Regions from separate parts of the Mus musculus genome. Here regions 2 and 3 are each linked to region 1. The links are chromatin loops, found by intact Hi-C in ENCODE. Cell type or tissue: heart. All regions are shown on one strand.

The links. A loop is a pair of places that touch in the nucleus more often than their neighbours do. Peaks named below come from ENCODE experiments on the same cell type or tissue, not always from the same donor. Only the 100,000 strongest peaks of a DNase experiment are listed, where the experiment ranks them.
Region 2: a loop joins it to region 1, with 10 times the contacts of the local background. A loop is called at or near these places in 3 of 42 quality-filtered maps.
Region 3: it touches region 1 in a loop (2.5-fold over the local background); 2 of 42 quality-filtered maps call a loop at or near these places.

What each region holds. Positions count from the first base shown.
Region 1 is chr16:37,681,165-37,689,164 of GRCm38, forward strand. It overlaps Gm35833 (a long non-coding RNA gene), which reads left to right. Exons shown (of 3, transcript XR_876061.1): 1 at 1-56; 2 at 2,144-2,343; 3 at 3,219-4,134. Among named protein-coding and RNA genes, the nearest start is that of Gm35833, 4.4 kb to the left of the region's middle. In heart, CTCF peaks have their summits at 1,629 (motif pointing left), 3,682 (motif pointing right) and 7,220 (motif pointing right); DNase peaks (open chromatin) are centred at 1,617, 2,197, 3,297, 3,727 and 2 weaker places; H3K4me3 peaks cover 2,702 bases; H3K27ac peaks cover 5,551 bases.
Region 2 is chr16:38,083,721-38,091,720 of GRCm38, forward strand. It overlaps Gsk3b (glycogen synthase kinase 3 beta), which reads left to right and starts at 5,281. Exons shown (of 11, transcript NM_019827.7): 1 at 5,281-6,893. The coding sequence starts at 6,806. It overlaps BC031361 (cDNA sequence BC031361), which reads right to left and starts at 5,540. Exons shown (of 1, transcript NR_033221.1): 1 at 1,344-5,540. In heart, a CTCF peak has its summit at 3,985; DNase peaks (open chromatin) are centred at 5,191 and 5,351; H3K4me3 peaks cover 4,520 bases; H3K27ac peaks cover 4,104 bases.
Region 3 is chr16:37,751,220-37,759,219 of GRCm38, forward strand. No RefSeq gene overlaps it. Among named protein-coding and RNA genes, the nearest start is that of Fstl1, 22 kb to the right of the region's middle. In heart, no CTCF peak of the experiment used is centred here; DNase peaks (open chromatin) are centred at 1,832 and 3,502; H3K27ac peaks cover 5,258 bases.

The DNA of each region.
Region 1 (8,000 bases):
AAGACTTGGTTACAGCTTTACAGGGTTTGTCTATTATCATCATGGCAGGGAACGAGGTCAGAGGCAGGCAGGTGTGGTGGTGCTGGAGAAGTAGCTGAGAGCTTTGTAAAGCAAACAGAAGGCAAAGGGGAAGGGGAAGGGGAGAGGGAGAGGGAGAGGGAGAGGGAGAGGGAGAGGGAGAGGGAGAGGGAGAGGGAGAGACTAGATCTGTTATAAGCTTTTGAAACCTCAAGGCCAACCCCAAATGACACACCTCCTCCCACAGGCCACACCTTCCAATCCTTTCCAGACAGTTCACCAACTGGGGACCAGTTGTGTACACATATGACACTATGGGGGCCATTCTCATTCAAACCACCACACCAAATATCCTCTCTGTAGTCTCCTTGCTTTCTCCTCTGAGTTCCCTCCTGTAATGTCTGTTATGGTTCAAACATTTCTTTTAAGTTACTAATTTCCTGAAATTGTGTGTGTGTGTGTGTGTGTGTGTGTGTGTGTGTGTGTGTGTGTGTGTCTTTCGAGACAGGGTTTCTCTGTGTAGGCCTGGCTGTCCTGGAACTCACTCTGTAGACCAGGCTGGCCTCGAACTCAGAAATCCACCTGCCTCTGCCTCCCGAGTGCTGGGATTAAAGGCATGCGCCACCATGCCCGGCTCTGAAATAATATTTTTATATGGAGAATTCTCTTTCTTAAACAGCATAATCCAGCCATTTTTAATACATTCACGAGCATCAACACTTTGTCATTTCATTGTCAGCATCCCCGAAAGAAGTCTGCTTCTCATTAAGTTCCTCCCCATGTCTCCCTCTCCCTTCCTCAAGCACCGGACACCCACACATTTAGTTTCTGTTTCTATGAAGTATAAATGGAATCACACAATACAACATGTCTCAATTCGCTTCTTTCAATTAGCTTAAAGAGTTAAAGGGTCATCCTTGTTAACAGCTCAATACTCCATTTTTGTGACTGAGGCATTCACTGTCCTGATAAGCAACTGGCCAAGGGACAGATGGGATATTTCTGCTTTGGGGTCATGATGAACAATGGTGCCGTGAACATCTGTGTGTAGAGATATTTGGGTGGACATGTTTTTGTTTTAGTTTTAGTTCTCCAGCATATATACCTAGGATTGAAGCATGAGGCTGGCCCAGACCTTAAGGAAACATTTGCTTTCTCTCCAGTCCCAGGATTTTTCCAAAGGGAACGACACAAGAGGTGTCCACTGGGTCTGTAACACTGGTGCTACCATTTCTGAGTCAAACACTCCAGCTCAAACATACAGGCTTTGGGTGGCATTGTTAGACCCAGGAGACAAACCACTGCAGTGACTGTAACAGCAGCTTGCGGCACCCAGTGGGGGGAGGGGGGAATACAGAACCACCCTTTTTGTTTTTTTACCAAGCTCTTAATATATAGAGACAATTTTATGTCAAGGACCTGGTTACTTGAACGATCATCTCCCTGAACCTATGAAGAACCTTGGATTATGGTTCCTGGGGGTGGTGTGTGAAGCAGACACTGAGAGGGGAAATTTATAGTACCAAATAAACAGTCTACAAGCTTGGAACAGGGCTGTGCGCTCCATAATTTCCCATCTCTGACTGAAACCTGCCCCCTGCTGGCCATGATCGGCAGGCATCCATAGCAGGGGCAGTTGAGTAGGTTTCTTCTACCTTATGACTAACAAGTTAGAAAATGTTACAATCCATTCAGCTATTGCAACACAGACATTTCATCTTGCTCAGAGCATTTATCTTTTGCCTGTTTTTTACCCCCTTTCAACCGAAGCAGAGCTTGACTAGTTTCGGTTGTGAATCTTTCATTGGCAATAAATATTATTTGTATTTTGCAGTGTCTGTCAAGGCCATTCTGCTCCCATGGACTCACAAGTCCCCCAAATCCTCTTCTACGGTGACAATAAGCAAGGGCTATTCAAAACGGGAGGTATAATTTGGAGGCTGTCAATTTGCCAGGAATTTTGCAAAGGTGTCTTGCAGATAGAATAAAGGGTCCCCTTGACTTCTGTGGAATATGCGCTTAGCTTAGCCAGATCCCTGCAGAGTGTCAGATGTGTTGGGATCCCACGAACACATGACAACACTTTTCTTTTTTTTCTCCTCCTACATCAACACCCTGCAAGCAGACCCAGAGCACAAAGTCAGCCCTGGAAAGAAGAGGAGCCAGTGTCAACCAGCTGGATGGTGAGAGGAAAACGTGGAGGTTGGCAGAAGGACAAAGGAAAGGCGGCTACCTCGTCCTGAGGGAACGAAAGAGCAAGTGGCCATTTCCGGAGAGCTGCACTGCTCCCTGCAAGGCTGTGAACCAATGGTGGTTTGCCTTCAGGTTAACAAAAGAAAAGGAATCCTTTGGATGTTTGCCCAGAGCCTTTGAAAATAACCTCATGCTACCACCCTGAACAATGTTTTAGGGACATTTAGGGACCCTGAAAGAGGCATAGCTCTTTTATGAAAGGAAAGTTGCTTGTTTTGTTTTGAGACTGGTTCTCACTTTGCAGACCAGGCTGGCCTCTGCCACTGTGCCTCTCCCGGTAAATTGCTAATTTGTGAAGAGGAGGTTTTGAAGAGAAGGGGAGGGGGCATAAGACGGTCCATTCGGGGGGAACAAGCATCCTAGTCACACATCTGAAAATCTGCCCCTCCTTCACGTGATGCTCATACCCTCTGCCTATTGCCCAGGGGTCTCCCTTGCTAACCCAGGACCACTCCCCACGGGTGTGGCTGCTCCAGTCAACAGCTGCTAGCTCCTATATTCTGTTCCTGTTGCTTCAACGCTGGAGGTCCTTCTTTGTCTCTCCCTCAACCGCTGCCTCTGGACTTGGCATTTCTCATACAGAAGGCTAGCCTTTGTGTCCTTTAGGAAGGACAGGGCTTCTACCTTGTTTAATATCAACCTTAAGGAGAGGAGACGAGAGAAGAGGGGGAGAGGCCGGGAAGGAGGGGGAGACAGAGACAAAGAGGGGGAGGGGAGAGAAAGGAAGAGATAATGAGGAGAGGGAAGAAGGAAGGGAGGAAAGGAGGGAGGAGAGACAGACAGACACACACACACACACACAGAGAGAGAGAGAGGGGGGAGAGGGAGAGGGAGAGAGAGAGAGAGAGAGAGAGAGAGAGAGAGAGAGAGAGAGAGAGAGATTTTTTCTTCTGTCTTTCAGAGAACATTCTGCTCTTGCTGTTCTCAGTTCTTCCTGTCTTTTGCAGAGCTTAAGACCGAGGGGAGAGGGAAGGAAAGGAGAGCCGGGTGCGTCTTCGCTGCTATGGAGTTGGATGGCTTATTTTGGATGGCTTCCTATCTAGACCCGGCAGGCCCGCCCCCTAAGCAAAGAGGCCTTGTTTAATGCCAGCGTCACATTTGAGGCAAGAAGATGAAAGTTCAGAAAAAGTCCCCCTTTTTAGGAATTTTTGCAGCACTTTTATTTGCGTGACACATATTAAAAAAAAAAAAAAAAAGTCTGTTCGGCTACCCTCCTGCATGCCCTCCCATTAGCATGGCCCCTTCATAACTGCCTCCTCTGGGCCTTGGGACCTTGGCAATCAGTCAGGGCATTTAAGCTCTGGCATTAGGCAGCAGGATTTGGAAAAGCCAAGACCTTGGGAAAGAAAATAAAAGTCTTAAGTGGTCAAAGCTGGGGTTACGTAATCCTATTTCTCTTGGGATCCAGATGGTAACGTTCTTCAGGGCAGCCAGTAGGGGGAGCTCAGGACGTTTATCAGAACTCCAGCGATCCGATGGTCAGGAGCCAAGTCAAGGCACAAATAAAACAATGAACCTTTGTGGTTTCTCTTCAGCTCTTAATCCCGAGAGGCTTCAACCCGGACAGCCTGATTCCCACCCTGAAGGACCCAGCGACCTTCTCCCAGGACGCCTTAATAGGTTTTCCGGAGTCTGTAGACTCAAATCCCCCGCCCCCTCCTCCTAAGTCTCTCATCGGTTTCCCAGGCTCTTGTGGGCTCCGTGCCTTTCTTTTGTCTTCCTGACTTTCTTGTGTCTAAGTTTCTTTCTTGTTTCTCTTCACTATCCTCGAGTCACTAGTAAAACCTACGAAAAATGCAAGGGGGTGAGCCCACCCCCAGACAAATACATCAAAGCCCCGCACTTTGAATAAAATCTAAAACACGCTGGTAAGCAAAAATGGCGAAGTCCGCCACCACGTGGCCGTGAGGTCGCATCTTTCAAGTCCTTGTCTTTGCATAAGCGGCCCTTTGCTACCCCACAGTGACTTCGGTCTGTCTCTTAACTTCCAGGACTGGGTCTCCTGGGTATTTTAGAGAAGGCACTGTCAGCTTAAAGCGGATAACTCCAGTTGTGGGGTTTCTGATTTTTGAACAACAGTCTCCTGAACAGTTCCAGAGCACAATGGAATTTTTAGAGTTAGGGACTGCTGTGATCCAGATAAGAAGTGGAAAAGCAGTTTTGCTCTCTGCCTAACTCTCCCTTGATCTGTGAGGTTCAGGTTCTCTGGGTGTGGGGGGGCCAGAACTTTTTCCTTTTCATTTGTTTTGAGATAAGGCCTCATATAGCCCAGGTTGGCTTGAACTCACTGTGTATCCAAGGCTATCCTTGCATTTCTGATTTTTCTGCCTTCTCCTAAGTGCTAGGATTAAAGGCATGTACCACACCCCAGGCCAAGTACCTACCTTTATTTACAGAACATTTCTCTTGGGGAACCTTGTATTTCTCTTCAAACTTGCAATTACTTGTGTGTGTGTGTGTGTGTGTGTGTGTGTGTGTGTGTGTGTATCTTTGAAGAAAATAGAGATTACATTCTCTTCCTGGGCTTTTAGACCCTAGGGAATCTAGAAAACATGGCTAAGCATGTTTGTAAAATGCCGGAAGATTGTATGCCAGTCAACTAGCAGAAGCTGCTTGGCCTGAAGCTCAAAGAGGCACTGAGGAGGCATGCTCTCTCTCAAATCTGATGCTGTGGTGGTGTGACTATTGTAGCCTCCTAATTGATGGCTCTCCTAATTGATGGCCCTCCTAATCCCATGGCCCCACCTCCCATTCCACTAATAGTCACATGAGTCCCTGAGAGGAAGAAACTAATTAGATTGGATAGGGCATGATACCCTTCGAGTTAGCCATGCTAGCTTTCTCCAGGAGCCAAGAACGGAAGGAAGCTGAGGTCTTGTCTAAGTCCTTGCCTTGCTAGTACTAGGCGGCTGCTCTCTCTCATTTCCTAGTTCCAGATGCTAATAGGGCTACGTGTAAGATCCAGGTAGGAGGTAGAGGGCAAACAGTCAATGTGACTCAATCCAGCATTAACAGCACCCTTTGCAGGGCCTTGGCCGGCTACAAAGACTGAATGAGACAGGTCTGCCCTGAATATAAATGCTCCCATTGCACACCTCTCCAGTATCTCTGAAGGAGAATAAAAGATGAAACTGCCACAACTCCTCCCTCCCCCCAGTACTGCCAAATAGGAGCATCATCAGGCAGGCTGCCTCTGCAGCACAATCCATAATCGCTCTGACTTCCAGAAGAACAACAATGAAAGTTACATTGCATTCTAAATTAAGCTTTGCATCACTCTGGAAACTAACAAAGAACCCCTTCCTACAGACTCAGCTCCTAAATTAAACATTGTGTCCTTGTACAGCTGTTTCAAATGCTGTTTCAAATTCAAAGACGGAAATGCTCCTTAGGTAGGGAAGAGAGGCGGGTCTCTAAGAAAAGAGATGGGGAAGGGGCTCCGTGGAGACAGGAGCACTGTGGTCAAGTAGTGGAGCAGCTGGGGAAAGATGTAATCAAGCAGGCGAGTGGATAAGATATGTTTCTAAAATTATGGGGTCTGGGCAAGTATAGGTCGGGCAAGGGGGCTCATTATGGCTAAATCTTTATCAGCGACTTCCAAGTGGAAACCTTGAAGGGCTACCATTTCCCACCTCTAATCAGTAAAAACCAGAAGACATAAGCAAAACTGTCGGGGGGTGGGGGTGGGAGAGCCGGGGGGCGGGGGAGCAGGTGCGGTATGTTATAAAGATTAACAGTGAGGCTACCATCTAGGTTAGAGCGTGGCCCGGCACTGTCTTGCCTCTGCCGGCATTTATTAAAGAATAGAATCGTGTTCTGAAACACTGAAGGTAATCTCTCACAGAGCGGGGATGGAGGGAGAGGCAGGCGGGGTTGGGAGGAGAAGGCATGACCGCAGCAAGCTCCCAGGGTCCTGTCTAGACTGGAAAGCAAAAGAACCCAGAAGGCAACATCTGGAGATGGAACAACAGGCAGAGGAAGAATGTGCTCGCCCACCACCGCCAGCTCACGTGCTCTCTGAGCTACCTCTGTATCATTTGTTTCACGAGCTTGTACTTAGCTCTTTCTTACAGAACCCCTCCACTTCCGGTGTTCAGACTGATGACTAAGACTCTCACTTTTCCACACAAACCGTCCCCAGCTCATCTCTGGGCCTCTCTCACAGGGTCACCGATCCTGTGGTATTGATGTAACTTCAAATGAGATCCATTTTCACAGGAGTCGGCTGGAGGTACGGAACAGAAACGAAGCTGCAGCGGAGCAGAGGGGAGAGGCTACAAAGGGCTTGCAGAGGCAGGCAGACAGACAGACAGACAGACAGACAGACTGCATGCTTAGGGGCTGACTTTCCTACAGCCAGGAGAACAGTTTTGAAGAGGCTTTTCTCTGGTCTTGGCTCTCCCTGAGCTTAGCTGTCTGACCCTGGACTTCTTCCCAGTCTTGATTTCATTGTCTGTGAGAGGAAAATACGAGACATCTCTGGGGTTTTGATAAGCCCTATTCTTTGTCATTCTTTCTAGCCTTGTGTTTTGATTTTAAACATGGTCCTTGCTAGGTTTCTACAGCTGTGACAGACACCAAGACCAAAGGCAGCTTGGGGAGGAAAGGGCTTCAGCCAGAAGGAAGGAACCTGGAGGCAGGAAGTGAAGCAGAGACCATGGAGGGGTACTGTTTATTGGGTTGCTTTCCATGGCTTGTTCAGCCTCCTTTCTTTTTTAGGAAAAAAAATATTTATTTTTACTTCATGTGTATGGACTCTTCACCTGCACAGGCTGCAGTCACACATATACAATACTTAAAGAAACTGGAGTTAGTGATGGTCATTAGCTGTCCTGTGGGTGCCAGGATTTGAACCAAGGTTCTTTGAGAGAATAGCTTTTAAGAGCTTTCTTAACTGCCAGACTATCTCTTCACTTCCTTAGCTTGGTTTCTTGCAGAACCCAGGACTACCAAGAGGTGGCACCACCCACGGTGGGCTGGGCCTTCCCACATCAATCATTAGTTACTAAAGTGCCCCTGAACTTACCTACAGGCCAGTGTAATGAAGGCATTTTCTCAAGTGAGGTTCCCTCTTTCCAGATGACCCTAGCTTGTGTCAACTTGACTAAGTAAGAAATAAAACCGATAAGCACAAATATTCATTTGCTTTAAGGAATTTTGTTTTGTTTTGTTTTTTAATTTTTTTTTTCCGAGACAGGGTTTCTCTGTGTAGCCCTGGCTGTCATGGAACTCACTCTGTAGACCAGGCTGGCCTCGAACTCAGAAATTCACCTGCCTCCCAAGTGCTGGGATTAAAGGCATGCGGCACCATTGCCCGGCTTATTTTATTTTATTTTATTTGCCGTTGCTTTTTTGATCATATTAATTTCACACTCCTTTTCCAGCTCCTCCCAGATCTACCCTTTACTCCTTCTCTACTTCATGTCCTCTTATTATTCTGAAACCCACCAGATCCAGTTTAGGCTATGGATAGACACCAGTACCAGGGGCCACACCCTGAAAGAAACCTGATTCTTCCTTCCTCAGCAGCTATTGAAAGTCAATAACTCCTCAGGTATGGGTAGGAGCTTGTGAGCCCTTCCTCCCTCCTCTCAGACCTTTAAAAATGTTTTTATTTTGAGGAAGGGTCTCCTTAAGTTACCCAGGCTGACCTTGAACTAACTTTGTAACACTGGCGGGCCTCGAACTCATACTCCTCATGTCTCTGACTCTCAACTATCTGGGGAATC
Region 2 (8,000 bases), 400 kb after region 1:
TGCTATTTTTGATCATTAGTTTTTGCTGATAACTAACACGGTGTTTCTTACCGAAAGTTGGTGTCTTCTTTGGCATCGTGGGCTCTCGATCCATGAGCACAATCTCTGCCTCATAGGCAATTCACAGAAATCATTTTAACAAGCTGTGAAAGTCAAGTTAAAACAAACAAACAAGCCGGGCGTGGTGGCGCACGCCTTTAATCCCAGCACTCGGGAGGCAGAGACAGGCAGATTTCTGAGTTCGAGGCCAGCCTGGTCTACAAAGTGAGTTCCAGGACAGCCAGGGCTACACAGAGAAACCCTGTCTCGAAAAAACAAAAACAAAACAAAACAAAAAACAAACAAACAAATCCTAAAACAAACCCTGAGACACTGGCTTGAAAATTCCTCCGAGATTGTGGATTTGTTCTAACCTGAGAATAGTTGTATTATGAATCAATAACACATGTTCTTTAGACTAAGCAATCAGGGTACTAGTATCTACCAGTTAATCATTAGAAATACACACACATACACACACACACGTGTATATATATATACACACATACATAATCCCCCCCCCCCCCCGTCACTTCTTAAGGTAAACATAGGCTGGTATGGTGGTGGTGCATACCACTTGTAGCAGTTAGGAAGCAGAGGCAGCCGATCTCTGTGACCTTGAGGCTAGCCAGCTTGGTCTCATATCAAGTTCCAGGATAGCCAGGGCTATGTAGTGAAGTGAGACCCTGTTGAGAGTTCGAGCAAGCTAATAGTAACTACTAGGTTTTTTTTTTTTTTTTTTTTTTGGGTGTGTGTGTGTGTGTGTTTCGAGACAGGGTTTCTGTGTAGACCTGGCTGTCCTGGAACTCACTCTGTAGACCAGGTTGGCCTTGAACTCAGAAATCTGCCTGCCTTTGCCCTCTGAGTGCTGGGATTATAGGCGTGCACCACCAACGCCCAGCAACTACAAGTTTTAATTACAAGTTGGAGACAAACCTCTGGGACCCTCTCAATACTCTGTGCTTGCTCTATCACTGCATGAGAGCTCCCTTAGGCTGCGACAGACGTCATGTCGGCATGGCTTTCGGTTACCTTCATACTTCTGTATTTGATTGCTTAGCATAGTATGCTACAGAGATGCTGAGAGCTGGCTACATGGTCATCAAATGGACATGAGCTAACTTTCTAAAAGAACATTGCCAGGGAAAGGACATGAAGGCTACAGATTTGAAAATCTTCTCAGCTGTGTCCTTTTGATCAGGGCTGCTTAAGCTTGTTTTGCTTGCAATCCATTTTTGACTAAGAAATCTCAACATGACCCCAGGTATACGGTTATGTAATACAGACAGACAAACCAAACATTTACTGATGATAAAGACATTTATTTGCAGTTTACATATAGTTTTATCCTTTATTAAAAAAGAAAATCTGCATATGAATGACACAGCCGGGTCTGTTTATTTTTACATAAAGAATTAAGTCTTGAGACTGGTGAGGTAAAGGCTCAGGGTAAAGGTGCTTACTGCCAAGAGTGGAGAAGGACAGACAAATACCTGCAAATTGTCCTTTGACTTTCAGTAGTGCATTCCTCATTATATATTAATTATTAATGAAATAAACAAGTATCAAGAATTAAATCTTGGTGGAGTATTTAATGCTGCATGATGCAGAACATCTTCAACATTTTCCAGCTGAATGACATACTGATTTTATAATCATCAATGTGGAGAATGTCACTGTCTTAGTCACTGTTCTATTGTTGTGAAGAGACACCATGACCATGACAACTCTTATAAAGGAAAGCATTTAATCGGGGCTGGTGTACAGTTTCAGAGGTTTGGTGCATTCTCATCGTGGTGGGGAGCAGGGCAGACATGGAGCTGGAGAGGTAGCTGAGAGTTCTACATCCTTATCCATGGGTGGTAGGGAGAGACTCACTGGGCCTAGCTTGGGCTGCTGAACCCTTAGAGACCACCCCCAGTAACTCACTTTCTCCAACAAGGCCACACCTCTTAATCCTTCTAAGTAGAGCCACTCCCTGACAACTGGAGTTCAAATATATGAGCTCAAACCACCATAGTCACTATGCATAGATGTACAAAATTGCAAAAATACAATGAAGGTCATTTCAGAAATCGTTAGGAAGCCTACCCTAACCCCAAGCCAAAATTTATTAACTACTTTTTTTTAAATGAAAATCAAGTCAGCAACTCAAATGGCAGGTTTTAAAAATTACATTTACAATTGTTGCTGTTGTTGTTGTGTGTCCACGTGTGGGCTTGTTCTTGAACTTGCATGGGCTGAGTCTGTCCTTTTACCATGTCGGTTCTGAGCATGCAAGTCATGTCGTCAGGTTAGGCAGCAGGTACTTTTGCCTGACAGGCCACTCTGCCAGCTCTCAAACAGCCAATTGTATATTCTCGGGCCTGGAGAGATAGCTCAGTGGTTAAGAACACTGGCTGTTCTTTCATAGGATCCAGGTTCAATTCCAGCATCCCCATGACAGCTTACAACTGTCAGCAACTACAGTTCCAGAGGATCTGATGCCTCTGTAGGTACCAAACATAGATATACATACAGAAGAAACACCCTATAGCCATTCAATTAAAACAATATAAATAAAAGTAGGTATTCTAGGATTGGGGATATGTCTCAGTGGTTAAAGTGTGAGGACCAGGGTCTAGATTTCTAGAACCCACATAAAAGCTGGGGTGCTTACCACTCCAAAATTGGGGGACAGAGACAGGTAGATTCTTAGAGCTCACTGGCCAATCAGTCTAGCCAAACGGGGGAACTCTTGGGTGAGTAAGCTATCTGCCTTTTACTATTATTGTGTGACTGGTATGTGCCATGATGTACAGACGTGGAGGCCAGAAGACAAGTTAATGGATTTGGCCCTCTCCTTGGCCTTTAGGTGCATTCTGCAGACTGAATTTAGGTAGTCAGGCTTCTACAGCTAGCACTTTAGCAGAATCTGGGGGATGTGGGGACTGTACCAAGAGAGAATTGTGGAGTAGAGGCAAAGAACAAGGGATGTGAACCCCGGTTCTGCTGCCTTAACTTTGTGGGTCTTGCAAAAATGAGTTAACTTTCAAGGCGCACTAATACTTTTCCCAGTAGTCCTCACCATGTAGGAAGGCAAAATGAGAGGTTTTCAAAGTCAGAAAACCAGTACTGACTGTTAAGTTTCAGTATGTCTGTGGGGTCCATATGGCCGACCCCCACCTGAAACTCATGTAGATCAGGCTGGTCTTGAACTCAGTGATTCATCTGCCTCTGCAGTACTGGGATTAAAAGAGTGTGTGCCCCACCACACCTGGCTGGCTGTTCTGTGTTTTATTAAATAAACTTTTCCTTCTCCAAGTCCTATTTGTGGACTGAAATATGTATTTTTTTCCTATGAAAAGATTTTTTTCAATTGAGTTAAAAATATCTGAAGGCAACAAAAAAGTTACTAATCAAAACCCTAAGGTAGGCTATTTTTGAACTAGTTTTATATACAAGAATAGCCACGTTGCCAGTTTCTGCAAACTAAACCCTTGTTATTTACCTTCCTGCTGGTATAATTAGGTAGGGAGGATTTAAAGTTCTGCACCACAGCAGTTTAGGAACAGTGGCAAAGGTCTTTCATAATAGCATGGAGAGGCACCATTCAAATGACAAAGTTGCCAAGCAAGGCGGCTGCTTTTAAGATTCTTTACCCTCCCCCATGGCATCGGGCTACCTTATAGACGATTTTAATTGTGAAGAACAAGAGTCTCTTCTGCACTTGAGGCATAAAGTCTCCGATAAGGAATGAGATTACAAATTGGCTGCCTGTCGGGCACATTTTCCTGGGATTTTTTACTTTGTTGGTCTACGTGGTTTCGGCATATCGGTTGCCAACACGTCAGATTTAGAGATCACACATAAAACTTCAACGTTATGGTTTTGGTAATTAAAAAAAAAAAAAAAGGAGAATACGATTATTTTAATGGTGGACCCCCTTAAGGGCATGGATGGAACTCCCGTTTCCACATCATCTAACATTCCTATTGTCTTCCACCAGGCCGGTGTCATTCGCTTTATTTGCCAGGCCTCTACAGACATCTGAGTCTGCAAACACTATCCAGACCTTTACTGGCTCCCTTCAAAGCTTACTTTGTTCTGTCCCAAGTCCCTCATCAGATTTTAAAGCAATAGCTAAGCAATCTGATCAAGTACGTGTACTTTTACATGTGCTTTCTGGAGATAGCATCTCAACAGAAAGAGATGACTATGCGGGTGGGTATTACAAGTATCACGGGATTACAGTCAGGATTGCCAGTGTCCACTCTAACTTACTCTAGTCGTAGTAGCCACGCCACACAGCTCTCGGATGGACCAAGGCAATGGTCTCCTTTGTAGAACAATGGACGCTGGACTACATGTGAAACCTACTTAGGCAGCAGTGTGCTGATCATCCAATAACACTAAAAACTGCTGCGAGCAATTCTGACTTGAGCTTCCTCCTAGGATTCGAGGTACTGTCCTGACCACATTTCCCCTCACCTGTTTTCGGGGCTGCTTTTGCGCTGGACAGTCGCGCCCATGGACCGCGCTCATCTAGCATGAGCTCATCTCTCGGGGGCGTTTCCAGAAGGCCTGGTCTGGCCTTGTGCGCCTGCTGCAAAGGGCTCCCCCCCCCCCCCCCACGAGATCAGCGGCCCCCCGCGATGGGCGGGCGCGGCTGCCCAGAGGCTCTCCTTCTCTGGAAGCTTTGTTCCCATTTAAGCGCTAGAGGGTTCGGCCCCGGCCACGGCGCCCTACGTCTTTCAGAGAATAGACGTTCTCATAGGCTCAGCACGCGCGGTGGGGAGCCTCGGGCGCACTTGGTAAGCCGCGCCCCGCGGAGCTCCCGGGAATGGGGACGGCCTCACGCCCCACTAGAGCGCTCGGGGCCCGACCCTCCGACCGCAGCATTGTCGGACCGGGCTGCACAGCCAGCACGAGCGTCGGCTCGGAAAGCAGATGCAGGCCGACCACTCATCCCGTCCGCCCGCTTAGGGACCACCCGAGGCCAATCCCACTGCAGCTAGGTCTTGCGATTGCACAGCAGTGAGCGCCTATTGGCCGCCGCCACGGGCTCCTGCACCCTCCTTCTCCCTTTCGAAGCTCCCCTCCCCCCGCGCTCCAGCTCGACGCTGCAGACCAATGAGATGGCACTTTATAGGTGCCCTCCCTCCGCTTTCTTCTTCTCCCCGCCTCAAAGAGGGAGGGGAGGCTCTGACTGGCCCGATGTCCTCGGAAGCCCCCTTCCCTTCACCAATCACCGAGAAAGGTACACGCCCAGCGGAGTTGTCCAGCCAATGAGGAAACGGGCGCGGCGCCCAGCCGTGCAGTTCCTCCCGCGACTCGGGAGTTTCGCCGTCCTTAACTCTTGAGGCTTTTCCCTGAGGGCCAACAGCTCTGATTGGCCACTGTCGCTATTGTCGACTCTTCTCTCTAGCCAGCCACAGGACAAGGAGAACCCTCTTCCCTTCTGTTCGGCTACCTTCGGCATTCCTCGTTGCTGGGGCGTGGTCTCCCAGCGGCGTCTCCTCATTGGTTATCCAGGTCGCTCGGCTTTTTCCGGCAGGAGCTGCAAGCAAGCGACGTCTCTGATTGGTTCCGGCTTGGGTTTCGGCTCTACAGCCGAAGCTGGCGGGCGCGGGCTCGGCGAGCGATTCCCAGACGCCTGTAACGCGGGCGGCGGGGCGCTGGGCGGTGTAAGGGCTGGGTGGGGGAGGAAGGAGGCGGAGGACGAGTAGGAAGGGGGAGGGGGAGTGGGGAAGGGCTAGGCGGCTGCGCAGACGGCGCGCCTCGCACAGAGCAGCCCCCGACCCGGCCGAATGCGGGCTTGTGTCGCCGCCGTCGCCGCCGCCTGGGCCGAGTGACAAAGGAAGGAAGGCAGCAAGGAGGAGCCGGCCTTGCAGCCGCTGACAGGGCTTCGGGCTCCGGGCACAGCGCGGACACTTCCCGAGCAGCCGCTGAGCAAAGGCGAGGGGCGGAGGCCGGCCGTGCCGGGGCCACGGACGGGGGAGGGGACCCCGAGGGACGGAAGCGGTTGCCTGGTTCCCATGTCCCCGGCGTATGGGGAGCAGTCAGGGAGCCGCTGCCTGGGGTCTGAAGGGAGCTGCCTCCGCCGCCGCTGCCGCCATGGCCGCTGGATCCAGCCACCGCCTGCAGCTGCTCCTGGCGCAATGAGGAGAGGAGCCGCCGCCACCGCCCGCCGCTGACTCGCGACTGCGCTGCCCTCCGGTTCACCCGGCCGCCGCCGCCGTCAGACCGCCGGATCCCGCTGCTGCCGGAGCCGCAGCGTTTGCCGTCGCATCTCCGAGCCATCTCCTCCCTCCTTCCCATCCCCCTTCTCTTCAAGCGTGAGGCTCGTGATCCTTCCGCCGCTTCCCTTCTTCATTGACTCGGAAAAAAATCCCCGAGGAAAAATATAATACTCAGAGTACTTATTTTCAATCAAGTATTTGCCCTCGTTCACGTGATATATATATATTTTTAAGGATTCCACTCCACCCTTTTTCTCCTCTTCCAGGAAAGGGAGGTGAAAGAATTGTATTTTTCTCCCAGCTCTAAATCATCTATGTGTTAAATATCCGTACCGATCTGTCTTGAAGAAATACATAGCTCCTTTTTTTTTTCCTTCTTCTTAAATAGCTATACAAAAGGAGTGAAAAGCCAAGAGAACGAAGTCTTTCTTTCTCTTTCTTGCGGGAGAACTTAATGCTGCATTTATCATTAACCTAGCACCCTAACATAAAACAAAAGGAAGAAAAGGATTAAGGAAGGAAAAGGTGATTCAAGAAGAGCCATCATGTCGGGGCGACCGAGAACCACCTCCTTTGCGGAGAGCTGCAAGCCAGTGCAGCAGCCTTCAGCTTTTGGTAGCATGAAAGTTAGCAGTGAGTATCGATTTTATTTTACACCCTTCCTCCACCTTACCATTTAGATAAGAAACCTCGAAATACCAGGATCTTACACTAACAGACCTGATAGAACAGTCAGTGGTCGTGGAAAAGGGCAAAACCAGCCTTGAGTCAAGAAGAGGCAGGCTCCTTTTCCTCCTCCCATTCCCGTACCCCCTCCCCCCGCCTCATTAACCTTGGATTGAGAGAATATTAGTTTTATTTGCCTGATTGGATTTGAAACTTCTTTTCTTACGTTCTCCGTGCTGCTGGTAGTCTTTTCAAGTGCTCCAGTGCCTCCGGGTTAAGCGATGGAAGAAGCGTTCGCTTGCCCATCCCTTTGAATAAAGAAGAGGAGGACAAGGCTTGATTAATAAACCATGATGTACATTTGCCGAGTCCTTGTCTTCTGGAATGAGGGAGTTTATCTTAGTTAGCTCAGGTTATCAGGGTTCTGTATTCAAAATAGAGATATTAAATGCCCCAGCCTCCTAATATTTCCTATTTGCCCGTGTGACTACACAAAGTATTTTTGAATCTGGGGATGAACTTGCTTGGTAACCCACATTGCCGTTGGAGGCAAGCTAGCATCCATCCCTCACTCGTCTAGGGGTGGTGGAAGCTGATAAATATCCCGCAGCAGTCGCATCTCTAAGTGCATTGTTTTCAAGTGGTTTAATGTGTTATCTCTTAACCTTCCTGTTTTGACATTACCAATCTGCCACCATATAATTTGTTTAATCAAAAGGTAACTTGGAAGGAGATTCAACTTTTGATTGAGGTTGTATTGTCATTTTGCCACAAACTAAGTTAAGTGTTGTCACTGACTCCTCATTTAAGTTTAATTTTGAGGTGGCATTGCATTTATTACTTGTTATTATTATTATTATTATTTTTAAGAGTACAAGAGGATACCCTTTTAGGATAATTTAAAATGTGTCAGTATCTGTCAGTCTTTCCCGGGGAATCTGTGCTGAAAAAAAAGAGTCTTGTGTTCTTGAAGTGTTTGGTATACTGAGTATCCAGTGTTCAAATGTATCTATTTGTGGAGATGTTTATGTGGTATTTCATGACAGCTTATTAGAACATAGTTGCAGATTCTGG
Region 3 (8,000 bases), 70 kb after region 1:
TTCTGCTATGATGTTCAGTCATCTTCAGAGGCCCAAAGAATAGGGCCACCTTAGTCTGAATCAGAACCTCCCAAGCTGTGAATCAAAAAAAAAAATCTTCTCTCTTTTTAAGTTAGTTGCCTCAGGTATCACATTACAGTACAGAGAAAGAGACTGATACAATAGGTCTTGACAATTCAAATACAGGCATCTCGAGAGATGTAATTATCTACCAACTATTTAAGGCAACGGTTAGCTTTGTAATTTGTCAGGCTTCTAATATCTGGAGGTAATGAGCTCCTTAGAAGATGAGAACATTGCAACACTGGACTTTCTGGACTTCTACTTCTAATAAATTAGTATCTTAGTAAGGTCTTTATGACCAAAAGGAAATTGGATACTCCATATCATACTTTACCATCAAAGGCAGCCAGAGCAGGAACTCAAGCAGAGAAGGAACCTGGAAGCAGGAGGTGATGCAGAGACCATGGAGGGAGCAGGGCTGCTTACTGGCTTGCTCCTCATGACTTGCTCAGACTGCTTTCCTGTAGAACACAGGACCACCAGCCCAGGAGTAGCCCCACCCACAATGGTCTGGGCCCTCCCCCATCACCAATTAAGAAAACACCCTACAGGCTTGCCTCTAGCCAGATATTACGGGGACATTTTCTCAATTGAGGTTCCCTCCTCTCAGGTGACTTTAGGTTGCATCAAGTTAACATAAAAACTAGCCAGTATAATTAGAATGTTGGACTAGACTGCTATAGTAAGTGATGATGGTAATGACAGTGACTTTGTCCCATCACCTCTATTCTGACCACTCAGGATATCTGACCATATCTGGAGACGTATTTACCTGCCCCAAATGGGCATGGTGGGTGCGTGCAACTGGTAAAGGTCAGAGATGCTATTAAATATTTCACAACTCGAACACAGCCCCTACATCGAGCAATTAACCGTCCCAAAGTTAATTTAAGAAACACCAAATCAGACCACTCCTAGTCAGTGTGGCCCTTTGAACAGCATCTTTGACATGACAGTCCAGCATCCCAGGCTTCAGCTGAACCAGGAATCTAATACCTCCTGATTCCTCAAATACACACTGAAGTCTGGAATGGGCCAGAGCAACACCTTCCAGTCCAGGCTGCACTCTAGAATCACTCGGGTGCTTTAAAAAGAGATGGTGATGTCTAAGTTTTACCTCGGACCTATTAAATCAGCAGGTCTGCCTGCTGGGAGCCAGGCACAGCTCTCTATTAAAGCCCTCAGGATGGTTCTAAGTGAAGCTCTGCTGGAGAATATCAATCCTGAGGTCTCAAAAATCTGATACCACTCAATGTGGCAGAATCTCAAGCTGTGGGAGACCCTGGGAACTAGAACCCATACTTAACACGACCCTCAGGTGAGTCCTAGGCAGGTTAAGTTGGAGAACTAGACAGTAGCCTGTGCCTGTAATTCCAGCAGTGAGGAAGCAGGAGGTCTCAACATTCTGTCTAAAAAAACAAAAACAAAAACCAAAAACCAAGAAACAAAACAAGAACCGCTGCTTTTAAAAGTTCCCTTCCTACTTTAAAAACAAACAAACAAACCTATTTCTTTTCTAAATATAAAATGCAGGTTTATGGAGGACATTCACGCGACCCCTACATGATGGAAGGTGTTCAAAATCTCCTTTAAGCAATGCTTTTCTGTTTCCAAACGCTGAATTTTCCAGTGACTATACTTAGTGGTGCTGCTCACAGGCAAACCCTTATATTCTAAGCAACTCCCAGCTTGTCAGAGGCCAGGAACAAGTCTTTCTTAACAAAGAAGTATGTGGAAAAGCACTCTGTCCATCAAGAAGCAGGGGTGTGGCCAACAGCAGGAAACTTGGCTGAGACTTGCTTGGGAAAGTGGGGTCTGTAGCAGAGACACACCCAGACTGTGACAAAAGGACAGAAAAAAAAATGAGTTAGGGTTAGCAAAAGCAGGCTGGGGCGGGGTGGGGGTGGGGGTGGAAATCCAGAAGAGCAAACATTTGCAGAGAACTGGGAATGGAAGTATGGATTCCCAGTGATCAGTGCAGCCCTTATTCAGGTCCCAGAGTGAGTTATGAGCAAACAGACTCTACCTTCTCATCTAAAATAAAGTAAGAAAAATAGAATGAGCTATGGAAGAGAAAGGAGAGATGGAGAAATAGATTTCTTTATAGTGTCTGGTTTTTAAAATAGGAATTACTCTGTTCATTTCATAGAAGCTTTAAAACAAAACAAAACAAAACAAAACTTGAAGCGATTTGGTGACTTGCTGAAGGACCTAAGAGCAGGCTGACTGTGATTTAAGTACAGTGTTCTTTCTCACTGCTGTTCACCAGGCTGACTGGCACATAGTATGTCCTCACTATCAGTTCCCAGCCCCCACTATTTATGTTGTGTGCAGCTTTGCTACCTGGCCTAAGCTCCGGGAATGGGCCCTGCTACCAGGCAACACCCAGATTCTCTTGAATCCACAGATGAAAAACATGGATACACACAGTTGATCAATTTGAACTTGCCTTTTTGGCACAATTGCTGGGCACTACTTATCTCCTGCCTGGAGAAGTGTGCCCTTATCAATACTCTTAGCTCTGCACCTCGCCACCTGCCCTCAACTTTAGTTGTTCAGTTAAATCTACTCCCAGCTAAACATCCCCAACCACCTGCCTGTAGGAGCTGCTTGTGGCCACTCACATAACTTGTCACCTTTTCTCCCTCAGAAGCATAGCTCCCTCCCCTCCTCTCCTCCTCCCTTCCCCTCTTCCCCTCCCCTCCTCCCCTTGTGTTTGTCAGCTTGCCTGGAAGTCCCACCCATTTTTTCTGCCCAGCAATTGGCCCATGGCTTCTTTACTGATAGATCAAGAACCAATTGGGAAACAGGACCTTAGCATCAGAACCACCCCTACATGTTTATATGTTCAAGACCCAAGTCACTCTAGCTCAGCATGCTTCCTTATTTTATGGAGGTGATGAATTTGAACTGAAATAGAGTGCTAATCCAATATGGTCAGTGTCCTTCCAAAAGTGGGAAATTTGGAGAGACCCAGTTATAAAGACTGTGTCTATATAAACCCAGGAAGGAAACGGTCAGCAAAAATCAAAGATGCCAGCCCATGCCATACTCCTCCCTGACAGTCTCAGAGAAGCCAGCCCTGCGGGGCACCTTCATTTCTGTGGCCTCCAGAGCTGAGGCAGGAAGGCCTGCAGTTTAAGACCCAGTTTGTGACATTTGATTGTGGCAGCCCTGGGAAAATTAAGAGACACTATGATCAGGGTTTAACTTTTAAAAAGAGAAAACCAGAAGGCATAACAGTGACTTTTCAGGAAGACATTAACTTAGCAAACTGGATAAGCAGGTCTTGGTTACCAGGAGAAAGTTGGCTCATACTGAAATTCTCAGGAAGCAGCTGTACTCTCCAGAGATAAAGAACAAAAGAGAGAGGCCAGGGTTATCTGGATCCAGGGGTGTCAGGAAGGGAAGCCCCGCTGAATGGAGCCCAGCCTGGGGACTGTCTGTCTCCAGGGGGACACTGGGAGCTTCAGCTCAGAAGTGTGGAAAATCACAGAAACCAGAAACACGGGTCATCTCCCGAAGCTTTCGTTGGTTGCCCTGACAGGAACAGAGTATGAAGGACTTCCTACAGCCTTCCAGTCTCCCCTTCACATCAGCAGTCAGCATCACAGTGAGCCAGCTGGGTACACACAGATGAGACCAGTACTGACGGTTCCCTCTTTATACGGGCTTCAGTAGGTATATGTTTAAGGGGACCCCATTTAGCATCCTTTGCTGGGCCTCATTGCCAGTAGCCCTGCTAACTAGTAAGTGAAGAAAACACCTTTGTTGGGAAACTCCTTCATTAATACCCCTTTGGTGTGCCTTGATTTCATTTCAACGAAAATATTTTGGAGAAAACTGAACAAGTTCAGAGGCATTCGTGTCTGCCATCTTTATAACAAGCTTGAACAAAGTATTCCAGGGGACCATGGTTGTGTTCCTGTCCATGACCTTGAGCTAGGCATGGTTCAAAATGTGTCTGAGTTTGTACAGACACCCAGTGAAGTCCCCAAGCTTTCTTTGTTCAGGGAGAATGTTGCTTTGAAAAGCATTCCCATTATTGCTTATCTGATATAGATATATATCAGATAAATATATGTATGTGTGTGTGTGTATGTATATATATGTATGTGTGTGTATATATATAAAATATGAAAATATAAAATATATATGAAATCTCTTTTTACTCTTTTTTCTTTCCTCTTTTTCAGGGTCTCATTATGTATTCCTGGCTGACCTGGAATTAACAAAGATCCATCCACCTCTGCCTACAGAGTGCTGGGATTAAGGACATACACCACTGTGTCCGGCTCTACGCTGTTCTTTTAGTGAACTCCCTTGGTGATCATCTTATGATTTAACCAAGTTCATTTGCATCATAGGATTCTGTTTGTTTGTTTGTTTTTTATTTTATATGTATGAGTGTTTTACCTGCATGTGTATCTGTGCACCGTGTGCATGCCTGGTGCCTGCATAGGCCAGAACAGAGTGTTAGATCCGCTGGAACTGTAGTTTCAAATGGTTATGTGCCACCGTGAAGGTGCTGAGAACCAAACCCAGATCTGCATCGAGAACAAGCACTGTAAACTGCTGAATCATCCTCGAAACCTATTTTTTTAATTTAATTTTTGAGATTATAATTACAACATCTCTCCCATCCTTTTCCTCCCACCAAGCCTTCCCATATACCCCTCCCCACTCTCCAAATTCATGGCTTCTTTTTCGCTAATTGTTATTGCATGTATGTATGTATGTATGTATGTATGTATGTATGTATGTGTATATACACATATATTCCTAAATATAACCTGTTGAGTCTGTGTAATGTTACTTGTGTGTATATTTTCAGAGCTGAGCATTTGCCACTGGACAACAGCTGCTGTACTCTTCCCCGGGGAAGATCTCCTCTCTCAGTCCTAGCTTTCCTCAGTTCTTTGTGTTGGGTTGAGGACTCGTGGGCTTGTCCCTGTCCACTTTGACACGTCCATTGCTGTCCTCCTTGCTCAGCTCATGTTTGGGCAGTCATGTTAATGAGCCTTTATGAGGTGTTGCTTCTAATATCACTAGGAGATCCATCTCACAGCAAACTCTCTGGTCATCTGGTTCTTATGATCTGTCTGCCTACATTTAAAACAAAACAAAACAAAACAAAACCTTAAATACTTCTTCTTTATGTTACTCAAAAACAAAACAAAACCTTTAGTAACATAAATTGTCCCTATATACCCATTTTCTTTCAACCTCAGCCAGGCCCTCAGCCCTGACCTGCCATGACTTCACCGGTCCCCCTTAATGACCCTACTCACTGTCTGATCCATGTAGCCTCCTCCATCGTCTTCTCTAGCCTGTCCCTCCATCTTACCATGTGTAATCTCTTCATCCTCCTCTCTAGCCTGCCCCTCCATCCCAACATTCCTTCCCATAAAAATAGTTTACCAGACAGGAACAGCTTAACTTGACCCCTCCCCCCTCCTCTAAACTGACCTAAATATCCTAACTCTTGTCCCCCTTGCCTGCCCCAAGTAAGAGTTCCCAATCCCCCTGGCCCTAGGTGACCTGCTGCCTATGTGGGCCCCAAGAGCTGGTCCCTCCTATCTCTTCGATGACACTTATCTCATCTGCGATTTAATCTCACCCTCTTCAGGACCTTCTTTCTTTCTCTAAAAATCCATCCCTGACATAGCTTGCCCAGACCTGGCTCTTCTTCATCCATTTTGCTGTGTGTACCTCACTGTCTCACTCCTCAGTCTTTCTGCCACCCAGCTGTCCATCACTATCATTCGGACGCCTTCCCTAGGACAGCAGTGGCCAGATGACCAAATTCATTGTGTATTATTTCTTTTAATCTGGAGCATCTGGTGATTCCTTGATTTAAAAATCACACACACACACACACACACACACACACACACACACACACACACGCATGTGCATGCACACATACAGATTCACAGACACACACACATACATATACACATATGCGCACACATACACACGTGTCATTGGCATTTTAGAAAACAGTAAAATACACTTGTTTGTTTTTTAAAGGTCCCTGTAGAGAGCATGTGTGAGACAGCTAGGGTTCCCTGAATGGACTAAAATAGAAGCTGGGAACAGTTTGGAGGACAAAGAATGTTGACACTGTAATCTCAGCCACTGACAGTCTTTGGAGAACACTTCTAGTTAACAACCATTGTGAATACTGAATGTTTGCCCCTGTCACCACCAAGATACTGGAGTCTCATTACATGAGGCTAAAAAACTATTTTTAAAACAGCTTCCTTACCTTGAACACAGAAAAGAAGCTGACACTTCAGCTTTTTGAAGGACATAAGGTCAAGATATTACTCCACAGAAATAATAAGAGAATTGTGTTTATACCTGCTATTATGTGCCAGGCCCAGAGCAGGGACTTTATACATGTAACCTGAGATGATGTATATTCATGTCTTGTACAGCTAACTAATCTGTGTCACATAACTGAGCAAACTGGGGTTCAGAGATAGCAAGGCCCTTACAACCACAACATATCTTCTGCATGGCAGACCTAAATTTGAATACAAAGCCTGTGTTCTTCCTGTTGTATCAAACCACATCTCCAAGTGAAAAGCCTTAGCTACTATCCCGTGTCTTCCCAGAAACTATGGCAAATACACTGGACAGCCCTGAAACTGCAAACCTTCTAGAGCTTTCCATCCTACAGTATAAATAACAGTGAAGTCCATTCCTAGTGTGTGGGTTTAAAAATAACCTTTGCAAGAGTTTGGTAGGCCTAAACTATAACAAAATGCAGCAGGCTTGGCAGCTTTAACAACAAAAATTTCCTGGAAGTCCAAAATAAAGGGGTCAGCAGCAGACTGAGCTCCCTCTGAGGCCACAATCCTCCCACTGTGTCCTTGCCTGGCCCTTTCTCTACAGGCATACATTTTGGTGTCTCTACATGTCCAAATGTCCCCTTAGAACCAGGGACACGTTAAATTGAGTTAGAACCCCGACAATTTCATTTTAGCTTGGCTGCTTCTCTAAGACAAATGTAGTCACATTCTGAGGTACATGAGGGTCAGAGCTTCAGTGTGAATGTCAAAAGGACACACTTCAAACCATTATGATTTCCACAAGAAAATAAAGATATGGACATCATTCCTGACTTATTCAGTGTTTCTATTGCTATGATAAAACACCGTGACCAGTGTAACTTGGAGAGAAAATGATCTATTTCTTTATGCAGTTCCATGCCACATCCATCACTGACAGAAGTCAGGGCAGGAATCTGGAGGCGGGAACTACGGCACAGGCCATAGAGGAATGCTAATTACTGGCTTCCTCCCCAAAGTTTGCTCAGCCTGTTTTCTTATATACCCCAAGACCACTTGTCCAGGAGTGACACCACCCACAACAGACTGGGTCCACCACATCAATTACTAATTAAGCATATGTACCACAGTCTTGTCCACAGGCCATTCTGGCCAGGATATTTTCTCAGTTGGGGTTCCCTCTTCCCAAATGACTCTAATCTTATTTCAAGTTGACATAAAACTGGACAGCACAGGTGCCAAATCTTGAATTTTAGTTATCAAAATCCAATGCCCCTAAGGCATAAAATCCTATTATTATGATATATTATGGCATTATAACTTTCATATGTCTTAATCTAATTGGGTCCTCCTAAAATCTCACTGATCCCTAAGACACTGTGATTTAGATTTAGAAACAAGAACAAGTAAGAAGTTCACATACACTAAAGTTCCCGGTCAGCATTGCTGCCATAAATGTTCATACCTGGCCTTTGGTATTCTTCCAGTCCTTCACTGCTACTGTGTTATCTGTAGCTTTTCTGTTTACAACCTACAGTTAGATCCCTGCTGTCATTCTCCTACTCTGTGCTAGCCCAGAGCCTGACAACTGGGGTGTCTGGATATGTAAATAAAAGCAAATCGACTTGAATTGAAGGA